Linked DNA regions of Homo sapiens: regions 1 and 3 are each linked to region 2. A link is a contact called in ENCODE Hi-C or POLR2A ChIA-PET data. All regions are on one chromosome and are shown on one strand. The core of a region is the stretch at or near the end of the contact, and the rest is flanking DNA. Distances in the headings are between cores, read along the strand shown. Region 1 has its middle 7.1 kb from the start of LINC02668. Region 2 holds the start of LINC00702 (long intergenic non-protein coding RNA 702). Region 3 overlaps LINC02669 (long intergenic non-protein coding RNA 2669).

Evidence for each region. A loop is a pair of places that touch in the nucleus more often than their neighbours do. ChIA-PET counts read pairs that join two places held with the same protein, here RNA polymerase II (POLR2A). Pooled maps may share reads with other maps.
Region 1: a loop to region 2 is called in a map of endothelial cell of umbilical vein, with 4 times the contacts of the local background. The contact joins the enhancer-like site here to the promoter of LINC00702 in region 2. A Hi-C loop is called at or near these places in 1 of 168 maps with a recorded cell type or tissue (endothelial cell of umbilical vein). POLR2A ChIA-PET finds 5 or more read pairs at or near these places in 1 of 52 experiments (activated CD4-positive, alpha-beta T cell).
Region 3: a loop to region 2 is called in a map of endothelial cell of umbilical vein, with 5 times the contacts of the local background. The contact joins the enhancer-like site here to the promoter of LINC00702 in region 2. A Hi-C loop is called at or near these places in 4 of 168 maps with a recorded cell type or tissue (IMR-90, chondrocyte, endothelial cell of umbilical vein and 1 more) and 9 of 50 pooled maps. POLR2A ChIA-PET finds 5 or more read pairs at or near these places in 1 of 52 experiments (IMR-90).

The regions. Positions count from the first base shown.
Region 1 is chr10:3,262,910-3,266,372 of GRCh38, reverse strand. No RefSeq gene overlaps it. Among named protein-coding and RNA genes, the nearest start is that of LINC02668, 7.1 kb to the right of the region's middle. RefSeq lists a silencer at 3,360-3,463. Within about 2 kb of position 2,115, at least 5 of the 41 ENCODE cell types and tissues checked have a DNase peak (open chromatin) inside an H3K27ac peak, as active enhancers do; they include endothelial cell of umbilical vein, where a contact is called at or near this core.
Region 2 is chr10:4,241,454-4,245,208 of GRCh38, reverse strand. LINC00702 (long intergenic non-protein coding RNA 702) reads left to right here and starts at 1,297. Exons shown (of 3, transcript NR_108040.1): 1 at 1,297-1,386; 2 at 1,522-1,705.
Region 3 is chr10:3,451,195-3,454,791 of GRCh38, reverse strand. The region is part of intron 3 of LINC02669 (long intergenic non-protein coding RNA 2669); the gene reads left to right. The region is part of intron 1 of LOC105376360 (a long non-coding RNA gene); the gene reads right to left. It overlaps LOC124902538 (a long non-coding RNA gene), which reads right to left. Exons shown (of 2, transcript XR_007062362.1): 1 at 2,103-3,597. Among named protein-coding and RNA genes, the nearest start is that of LINC02669, 50 kb to the left of the region's middle. RefSeq lists an enhancer at 1,893-2,530. Within about 2 kb of position 1,656, at least 4 of the 41 ENCODE cell types and tissues checked have a DNase peak (open chromatin) inside an H3K27ac peak, as active enhancers do; they include endothelial cell of umbilical vein and gastrocnemius medialis, where a contact is called at or near this core.

The sequences.
Region 1 (3,463 bases), core at 866-3,365, 980 kb after region 2:
TTTAAAAGATTATCCCATACACATGTGTTAGTCCTGTGATATAAAGAAATACAGACATAAATAATTATGGTATATTAGTAATAATACTTGTGGCCAGACACAGTGGCTCACATCGGTAATCTCAGCACTTTGGGAGACCAAGACAGGCAGATTGCTTGAGTTCAGGAGTTCGTAACCAGCCTGGGCAACTGGCGAGACCCACCCACCCCGCTGCCTCCATCTCTACAAAAAATACAAAATATTAGCTGGGTGTGGTGCCACATGCCTGTGGTCCCAGCTACTTGGGAGGCTGAGGTGGGAGGATTGCTTGAGCTCCGGGAGTTGATTGAGGCTGCAGTGAGCTATGGTCCTGCCACCGCACTTCATCCTGGGTGAAAGAATGAGTCCCTGTCTGAAAAATAAAAGTAAATTAAATAAAATTAAAATTAAATTAAAAGTATGAATAGAGAAAAGTGTTCAAGATATATTTTATTGATAATTTTTTACTGTGGTAAAATATGTACTTCATAAGATGTGCTAAGTTAACCATTTTTAAGTGGACAATTCAGAGGTATGACATCCATTCACATTGTGCGACCGTGACTACCATCCCTCCACAGAACTCTGCATCTTCCCAAACTGAAACCCTGTGTCCACTAAATAAAACTCCCCATTCCTCCATTCCCTCCCCCTGGCAACACCATTCATTCTACTTTCTGTCTCTGTGATTTTGACTGCCCTAAGCACCTCCTCTAACTAGAACCATAAGTCAGTGCACTTCTGAGACTGGCTTGTTTCTCTTAGCAAAATGTCCCCAAGGTCGTCCGTGTGGCAGCATGTGCCAGAATTTCCTTCCTCTTTAAGGCTGCATAATATTGTATAGTATGGATAGACCACATTTTGTTTATCCATTCATCTCTTGGTGGACAAGTGCATCTTTATACTCAGATAAACACACAGAATGCAATGAGTGTTTCCATGGGGACACAGGTCAACTCACAGTGTCCAGTGGCAACTCAGAAGCCATCTGGTCTACCGTCTCTGCAGCAGCCCTCGTCTGACCATCTGACCCTTCATTTGCTACCCCTCCCACATTGTCACCCCTGAAATGTTCATGGACTTGCTGGCCTACCTTCAATGGCCACCCCCACTGCCACCCCTCAGGTATGAGTCACAGGGGCACTTCTTTGTTCACCGCAGCCCCAGTAATGACAGCTGTTCATGGCATGCAGTAGGAATTTGATAAATACTGTTGAGTGCATGAATGAATACTTGCGATGGTTACACTGGGACCAAAAAAAAAAAATCAAGAAACGGAATGAAATGGATGATGACTTTTCACTTTTAATTCTATGAAGTTTGATTTTTGAAATCTATACCAAGTATTATATTCTAATTTGAAAAGTTTAAAAATAATGACCTGGAAGTAAATAACCCCTAATCCGAAAGGTGAGCTGTAGTCGGTAGGGTCTTCCATGTACTCAGGCTCACAAAGGAGAGAGATGGTGGCTTAAGGAGTCCCCAGCTGTGCCCCCAAATCTCCTCTCAAAAATATGTGTAGCCCAGGCTGCACCCAGCCCTGAAACCAGCCCAAGGCTCTCCTTTCCTCTGCTGTCAGAAGGAGGGACGCCTAGGGTCAGGAGGGGCTTGCTGTGGCACCTCCCACACACCCCCATGGCCAGCTGACCCCAGTGCGCTGAGGCTTTCAGGACTTTGCTGAGTGTGTGACCACGGGCAGCTGCGAATGACCCTGCGGAGGGGATGGTGCCAGCCGTGTGGCCGGCAAGCAGCAGGCTGTGGTGGCAGGTAGGAACTTCCTTCTGCTCAGGGAATTGCTGCTGGTATCAACACAGCCCGAAAGAAATATGCTGTATGTCATTAACTTAGGTCTGTTTCAATTACATTCCATCAGAAAACTGACTCTGCCTTTTTGTGGAGAACTTGACTTTACGGGTTGGCTCTGCTGGGAACAGGTTTGTAGAGGAAGGGCTGAAACACGAAACAAAGAGAAGGTTCTGAGAAAGGCCAGGACGATATCCTGTTGTTGTTCAGTGATTCCCTAAACAGAACACTTTGTGAGGGCCCTGCTGGAGGCCCAGGGTGGCTGTTCCTAACAATACCAGCAGCCAGAGGAAGCTGTTAGATGAGTGGGTCAGGAGGAGGCGGTGGCACTGCCCAGGAGTCATTTCTGGGTCGTGTGTGGTGGCCACAATTTGCAAAACAGGAAGGAGAAGAAGAAAAAATGATTGGCAAGTGGCAAAAGGAAGGCAAAAGTCGCACTCTGCTCCCTGAAAGGCAGCAGAATTAAATGGCCAGCAGGACCAAGCAACATCCATGTGGTGAAGGAACCAACCTGAAAGACAAACAGAAAGAAACGCTGGCAGGTGGGGAGTTAGGGGAGTCCGTGAAGGGCATGGCACTCACCAGGAACCAGCGCAACGCCCCCTGCAGCCTGATCTTCCTGGCACCGAAGCACACGGCCTGGGAGCTTGTGGAAGACACAACATTCCGATTCAGTAGCTCCTGAGAGTCTGTGTTTCCAACAAACTCTCACTGCTGCCGGCCTGGGGACCACACTTAGAGACTAAGAATTGCGTTTGCTGCTTCTCCCACCTTCCGCACGGTGGGTCCACCCAGGGAGCTTTAACAACTGCCAATGCTGGGGCCCCAGCTTCTCCACTTGTGATCTAACCGGTCTGGGGTATGGGCTGGGCTTCAGAATGTTTTAAAGCTCCCCAGGTGACACTAATGCTCAGCAGTTTGAGAAGCACTGATGTGGATGAAACGATAATAAGTAACCAGTGGCAATGTGGAGAATTTCAGCCAAGCAATACCCTCATAGACTCCTAAAAAGCCTGAATCCTGGATAAACTTTCAAATCACAGAAGCACATCTTTGTGTTTCTTCTTCATTGGAACAGGTGATAACTGTGCAAATAAAACCAGTTGCCTCCCAAACTGCTCTGAGTCTAAAATAGGACCAAAGAGAAAGAAGTTTTCAGAAAACAAGATGGCCAGTGCATCAGGAGTGAGTTCATCTGGACAGGAAGAGAAACTCACAGTGTCTCCTCTCCTAGGGTGTCCATCATCAGCTCCACCTCTTCCTGAGGCCACCTCCACCTCACCACTTACGTCAGCTCTTCCAGTTCCTGAGCTCAGCTGAACTACCTAATTCGGGGATCTTGAATATCAGCTAGAATTTTGCTGGGTTGAATGTAACAAACAGGAAAAATCCATGACTTATAGGAGATTGAAGGGTATCTCCCCCACACAGCTACGAGACTGGAGGTGGTAGGGCTGGGCTGGGGTGATGGCTTCCCGGGCATCAGGGTCCCAGACTCCTTCATTTCATCTCACTCACTGCTCTGCCTCATGGTAAAAAATGGCTGCCCAGGTGCCAGCCAGCACTTCCGCACAGCAGCCAGGAGGACGAGCAGGGGGCAGCTTTTACGCTCTCCTTTAAGGCAGTCCTGTCCATTGGTCAG
Region 2 (3,755 bases), core at 48-2,547:
TGAATTCCAAACCTCATAGAGTCTCTTTTATTAAATTTAGGACATTTACTGGGAAGGAGTGGGATTCTGAGGTTTGGGAAGGGAATATATGAGCAAATTCTAGTTAATCTGGAAACCTAGAGCCCTTAATTCTGACAGCTTTCCTTGCCTTCTTGGCCAGTAGAAGCAGTCTGCAGCCGTGCCTGAGGAAGTTAGTCTCCCTTTTCTTGAAGAATCTCTAATGCCCACCACCGCCCATTAGTACTGCATTGAGAGCCCTACTAATCTTCATTAAGTTCTACTCCCACTCCTTTTTCTTCCTTTTAGACCTAGAGTTGACTCAAGTCTCAAACCTGTGATGGGATATGATACACATCCAAAGAGTTGCATGATCTGCCAATTAATATCAACAAACCCTGGGAAATAAGAATGACAATGTATCTTAAGAGTGTGGGATTAAGATGGAAATAATATACAATTGTATCATGGTATATGTTTTGAAGCGGATTTATTGATTCAGTGTCTTAGCTTGAGGGTCTAATAATGGCACTAATAATTTTCTCAATCGGTTGGCTGAATCATGGAACCAGAGGTGACCTATACGACTTGAGGTTAAAATGTCAGAACGTTCTTGGTATAACATCGAGAAACATACCCAAAGGCTCAGGGAAGTTAGAATGCAAGAGTGAGTTCCTGTAGCAGACCTGCTCACCCACCTGGATGTGCCTTTCCCTCAGCTGAGCCGCAGTGCAGACTTCATACTCAATTGTAAGCCATGGCATTACCAGTCAACGTGAGCCATCATGAACCCGTCATTATCTGATGTACTTTTCCAAGGATTTTATTACATGTTATTGCAACTCAGGGAGATAGGCAAGATTTATTCTATTGCTACTTTTCTGAGTTGAGAAAATTGAAGTTCACTTAACATTATGCATTTTGAATATTGATAAAAATAGTACATGTATCTGTGTAGCTATCAATTTGAATAGGTGAACAATCACGATAATAATGGATCGATAGTAAATTTATTCAGTTATGAACAGTGCATTCAACCACATCTAAGGATAAATATTAAGCAAAAACAATTCAAGTCACAAACTTAAAATACTCTAAGTAAGGTCATGCCAAACTACTTTAAGAATATATCTGTGGTAAAAATACATTCTAGGCTACATTACATAGAGTGAGATTTGTGGGAAATAACTTGCCCTTTTCTTCTATTAAAGGGCAGAGTTTTTTGGAAAAAAAAAAAGATAGTTCAATTTCCTCTCTCCAAGCTGTCTTTTTAAAATAACATAACATAACACATAGTTTGACACAACTCCACATGACTCAGAAGCCCTTCTTAAAATAAGACCAGACCACATTCATGGAGGCTGAGTCACCTCTAACCTTCCAAACTTGGTGAGGATTACTAACCAGAACATATTTTTATTCCTAAGATAGTATGAGAAAGTTCTGATCTTGACAGTTCACGTAACATTCAATCAATTATACCATTGCTCTATCTCTAAAGTTTTCTTTTTCTCCTTTTCTCAGTGTCTTACCAAGAATGAAAGGCAACCTATGTAAAAACTATGGGCTTTCTAGTATAAATAAAAACTACTCATCTCCAGAAAATAAACAATGACTGCTAAGATGATTGAAAAAAGAAAGGAGAAGAAAGTAGCTTGTAAAAGCGTGTGAAATGCATTCACGTTGGAATCTCCTACAGGCACTTCAGGTAAGAATTCTACCTTATCCTCTGTGTTTTACTCCAGAAAAGCATTTCCTTTTCCAGATCCAGGAAAAAAAAAAACTTTTTAAACAAAATTCAGCATTTTTTAATTAAAAATTGACACTAATGCGTATATCCTAGACTGCACTGCATTGCATATTATGCTGTTGTGTGTGATAAGTTTACGTTTTCACGATTCTGTCTGAAAGCTTAAAGATGTATGTTTTACAAAAATAGCTCTAGTACAATAGGACAATAAAACGTGAACTCTTGAAGATCTGAATTGGAATTATTTTCTGACAGACTATATTTTCAATTTCTTTATTTGATAAATGAAGATGGATAACATTGACCTCATGTGTAACTACAACGAATTCAAGGGTGTGGACATGTTTTTCAGGTCTTCAGACTGTAAACATTTTAAGTGTGATTGCTGTGAATGAAGGAAACCCAGAGCCATCATGACAAGCCTAAACTCAAAGGGGACTGATTTCTTCTACACTGAATGTTTCATTAGTGACAGGGCCCAGATAATAAAGAATTGTGCTCACTTCCTGTGAGTGATGGCTTTCCCTCAATTGTATGCTGAGTAACATTTACAGTATTCATTTTTAAGCACCCATCTTCCTGGGAGCCCTATTTCCCCTAAGCTTTCAATTGATCCTCCTAAGAGCAGAGATCACTTAGGCACTGAGCTATGCAGCTGCTGCCTGAGTCTCCTGGACGCCTGCCCTCACCTCCAGCCACATGAAAAACATTCAAGCTTTAACTTCAGAAATGTTCTCTAACCCACTCCCAGACACCCAACTGATTAAATCATAGATTAGAGGAAAAAATTCTTGCCTGAAATTGTCATCTTGCACGTATGCTGATGTCCAGAAGGACACATCCTGGTGGGAAGTGACTGCATGTTTTGTTCATATTACAAGTCCTGTTGACAAAAGAGAATAATACAGGTGTCCTCCTGAAACTGTCACCACAGTGACCTTCCTCAGTCAAAAAGAAATATAAATATTATTGTGTTTCTCGTGTCTGAGGCACCTCTGAAAGCATTTATCTTTTCAGAGAGTTCAGCACTTCATCTCACGGGTTAATTAAACCAACCTGTAGTGGCAAAGTTTAGTGGTAGTGAAAATAAACATAATCCTCTTTCTGTTGCCCAACCTTTCAGTTTCATTTTGTAATTTTTCAATACAGGGGCACAATAAGTGATAATCCTGGATTCCAAATGATTTCCACTTCTTTCTCTGCCACCTTCCCTGCCCCAACACCTGCCATCCCTCATTTACACAATTCAAGTAATCAAGGGGCAGTTTGGCTCCCTTTTTCTGGAGGCAAACTTTTGCAGAGTTTTAACTTACTCAGTGGGAAGAAAAGCCCCCAAAACACTGAAGCATACCAAGCAAATAAATAAATAAATGCACAAAGGCTCCCTGCGGTTGTCTGACGAGGATACTGGAGCAAGCAGCCTGAAGAACAAACGTCTGACTGTTGAAACAGCGAGACAGGAATAAACCCATGGGGCCACATCTGGGAGTGTGAGTGTGTGAATGGAACTAAGCTGGTCTCCCACACAACAGGAATTCCACCAAAAGTATGCGCTCTGTATGGGAGGACAGAAAAAAAATGTGTTTAAAATATCACTAAGGAAACCCAGATACATTATCTCTGCCAGACTACAGAAGACAGTACAGTTAGTGCTTGTCTCAAAATGACAGAAACAGAGAACATGCTTTGATGATGTCGAAGATGCAGGAAAATAGAAAAATAAAAACGGTGGAAAGATTTTTTTTTAATGCCCTAAAATGAGCAAGACGCCTCCCTTTTCATAGCACCAGGAGACATTTCCATTGCTTTTTTTTCATGCTTGTGGCTTTTTGAGGGCAAAGAGTAAGTGAAATCCAATAATTTGGTCTTTCTGCTCCAAAGTTTTGGCTGCCATAAACTTATTGTTCGAATATCAGAATGGTTGTTCCTGCTTTGACGCCTGTGAAACAATTTGTTTCAATATCATAGCACAGTTTTAAAAGTATGTTTTGACTCCAGAAATATGTTT
Region 3 (3,597 bases), core at 407-2,906, 790 kb after region 2:
ACAGCTACAGAAAGCTAAAAGCATCCATCCAATGGCATCAAATATTTATGGGTGTAAACTTTGAATGAAAGATCTCAAGTCACTTTGAAATGTTTTAAGTGAATAATTAAATTTTAAAGCAACCACTGTGCCGGCGCGGTCGCTCACGCCTGTAATCTAGCACTTTGGGAGGCCGAGGCAGGCGGATTGCCTGAGCTCAGGAGTTTGAGACTAGCCTGGGCAACATGGCTAAACCCCATCTCTACTAAAAAAGTAGCTGGGCGTGGTAGCTCGCACCTGTAATCCCAGATACTCGGGAGGCTGAGGCACGAGAATCGCTTGAACCTGGGAGGCGGAGGTTGCAGTGAGCCAAGATAGTGCCACTGCACTCCAGCCTGGGCAACAGAGTGAGACTCTGTCTCAAAAAAGTAAAAATAAAATAAAATAAAACAACCGCTGGAAGGCCTGGTGCTGTGAGTGGCACCGTCGTTGCAAGGACCACACTTGGGCCTGTTTCTGCCGCTTGGTCATGAGACAGAACAGAATCCATTGGGGATGTTATGGAGAAGGACAACGTGGCTAAACTGAAGGAAGAATTTTCTCTTTTTTTCTTTTTCTTTCTTTCTTTTTTTTTTTTTTTTTTAGAGACGGAGTTTCTCTCCTATAGCCCAGGCTGGAGTGCAATGGCATGATCTCGGCTCACTGCAACCTCTGCCTCCCGGGTTCAAGAGATTCTTCCGCCTCAGCCTCCCAAGTAGCTGGGATTATGGGTGCCCGCCACCACGCCCTGCTAATTTTTGTATCTTTAATAAAGACAGGGTTTCACTATGTTGGTCAGGCTGATCTTGAACTCCTGACCTCATGACCTGCCCGCCTCGGCCTCCCAAAGTGCTGATATTACAGGCATGAGCCACCAAGCCCAGCTGAATTTTCTATTAACCCTGACTGAGCAGCAATAAATAGGCCACCAGTAATAGAGAACATCAGGTTAGCTGAATGGACAGCTGTCAGCAGCAGAAAGAAGGTTTTTAATTGAGGAGGAAGTTAAATTACATTCACTTAAAGGTTACATTCAGTTCTGATATTTTGATGCATGTTTTACAAAATATTGTATTCTACGGCAAGAGTTATTGCTCTCTACACTTTCCTTGGGAGGAATTACATCATGGTCCACTGTCCCCAAGAAAAACCCTTGAGGAGATACAGGCTTCAGAGTTCTTCTTTTCTTTTTCAATCTTCAAAATATGGTATATTCACCATATTTTTCCACAGGACCCTAAGCAGGGCTAGAGCAGTCATCTATTTGTAAAATACGTTAATACTTCTGTACTAATTGTATACATATTCAGAATAAAGGACTTAGAAAGCTTGTCATCAATATTGTATAAATCTGCTCACTTTTTGCTGCCATATGTATTTTGGTGTCAGTTCTACAAATATGACTTTGTTTTCAGACTTTTCCTGATTTTAGAATTTGCACATGAGAAATCATATCTTAGATTTTAGAATCAGCCATTACCAAGGTTTAACTCTGGCCCCATCTGCTAAAAGACATGTCCTTGAGCAAACGATTTCATCAGTTTCTCTTTAGCATGTTACGATGGGGGTTAGAAAAGGCTGAGCGGCATGTCCCTGTGTGATAGTACATTCCAAACCTATGACTGGAAATAAAAAGCGTTGTATTTTCACTGAGGTCAGAGAAAAACATCAGAGCTTACTAGAAGATGCGTGCCCTCCTTCCTAGAGTAAAAGCTCTTTGAAGTAGCATTTGTATGTTTTTGTGTTTGCAGCCAGTACTCTATACTCTAATTTTCTAAAATTAAATTGAATTACAGTGAGGAAAGAGAAATTCGGTGAAGAGATGAAAAGACTCCTGAGTCATTCTGAAGGCTTCTCTGGAAGGAAGCCCTAGAATTCACTTTTGCAGTGCTTTCAGAAGAGGATGAAATCAGCCCCTTCCAGCCTCAATCGTCCTGCCCCACAGAAGGCCTTGGGGATAATAGCCCTGAGGTCCCTTCTTTTCCTGTATTCTTAAGAATTCACAGTTCTTTTTGGAGAGGAAGATGGCAAATTAATAATAATAATGATAGTAATGTAACAATAATAATAAAACAAAGACCTACCTTAGAGTTGTCAATTAAACAGTACCAATATATAGCTCAGGTAGTTTGTGTTTGATAAGATGATTCACTTTGCACCAGGTTTGAGAATATCCTGTTGTACTTCTTTGCAAATTCTTTTCTGAAACAGGATGTTTTCATTGTCTTACAATTGCTGCTATAGAAAAGAAAGGCCCTGATTTGAAATAGGCTGGTAACCCCTACTGGGAGAAAGCAGTAGTCCCTGTGTCAAAGCCTTTCCTCAAAACGAAAGTCATGTTGCTTTTGGGATGAATTCCGGGGGCTGAAGGCCTGCTGTAGCTCCCTGTAAATCAGACTTCCTGGCTAGATTAAGCACTCAACAATGCTGAACAGACCGCAAATGTTATTGCAAGCAAAATCCTATTTTAATCTGCCCTCCTGACTCTTGGAATGTTAAATTCAACTGCAACTTGGAAAGTTCCATCCCTTTGATCTCCCATCGAAGTGGGCTTATTTTTGAAGTAAAAGCTGCTTACTTTGGGATTTGACGTCTTTAAAAGTACTTTTTTTAAGTCAAATACGTTAAGCATCCTCTCTGATTCATGAAAAGGCAGTTTTTCTTTCCCTTGGGATGCTGTATTTATATGAAGGCATGGGAGGCAGGGAAGAACAATGTGGAATGTGTGAGTTTGTAAGATGTTCACATTCCCAAAATAAATGGGATCTGCTGCTTTAAGGGTAGTAGGCAGTGTGGGTAGGTGCCCGGTGCAATTGACCTCCTTGCTAGAAAATCACAGATCATTAGCACTGGCAGTGACTCTGTTATGTTTACAACCCATTGCAAAACAGCAGTGAAAACAAAGCAGTGTGGGTGAAACACAGAATCTATCATCTATCACGCTTTGCCTAGTAAAGCTCTGTAAGTGCTGGCATCTTTGCTGAGAACCCAGACAAGCCCTCTTCTGTTTGGGCATAGGATAGTTCTGACCTAGAAATGACCACCTAGAAACAGGCAGAACCAGAACATGGTATTTAGAGGAAAGAGGAGGAGGGAGGAGGAATCGGCTTAGCAATGACCCACAAGTATTCAAAGGGTGTCCTACACAATGCTGTGTGGCACCCTTGGCCAGACTGCAGGTGCCTTCAAGCTGAAGGCTTTATCAAGATAGATGGACAGGTTCTTCAGGCCCAGTGGAGCTTTACAGGGAGGTGCAGGGAGGAAGAGAAGTTCTGAGATCCTGCTGCAACCTGCCCACCACTCTTCATTCCTGCCGATCATGGGTAGTTAGGGTATGTGACCATGCCCTCCATTCAACCTTGTAAGATTAAGCTCTTTCTCTACAATGTGACTCAACTCATAAGTGACCTTCTATGGAAATGAATTCACTTTGCAGCAGTGATTACTGTAATGACCTCTTGCTCCTCCATGGTGGCTTTCATCTGAGAAGCTTCAGCACCTTCTAAACAATAATTAGCCACACCACTATGTGGTCTTCGCAATTGAATAAATTAAGCACAATCAACCTTGAACTACCTG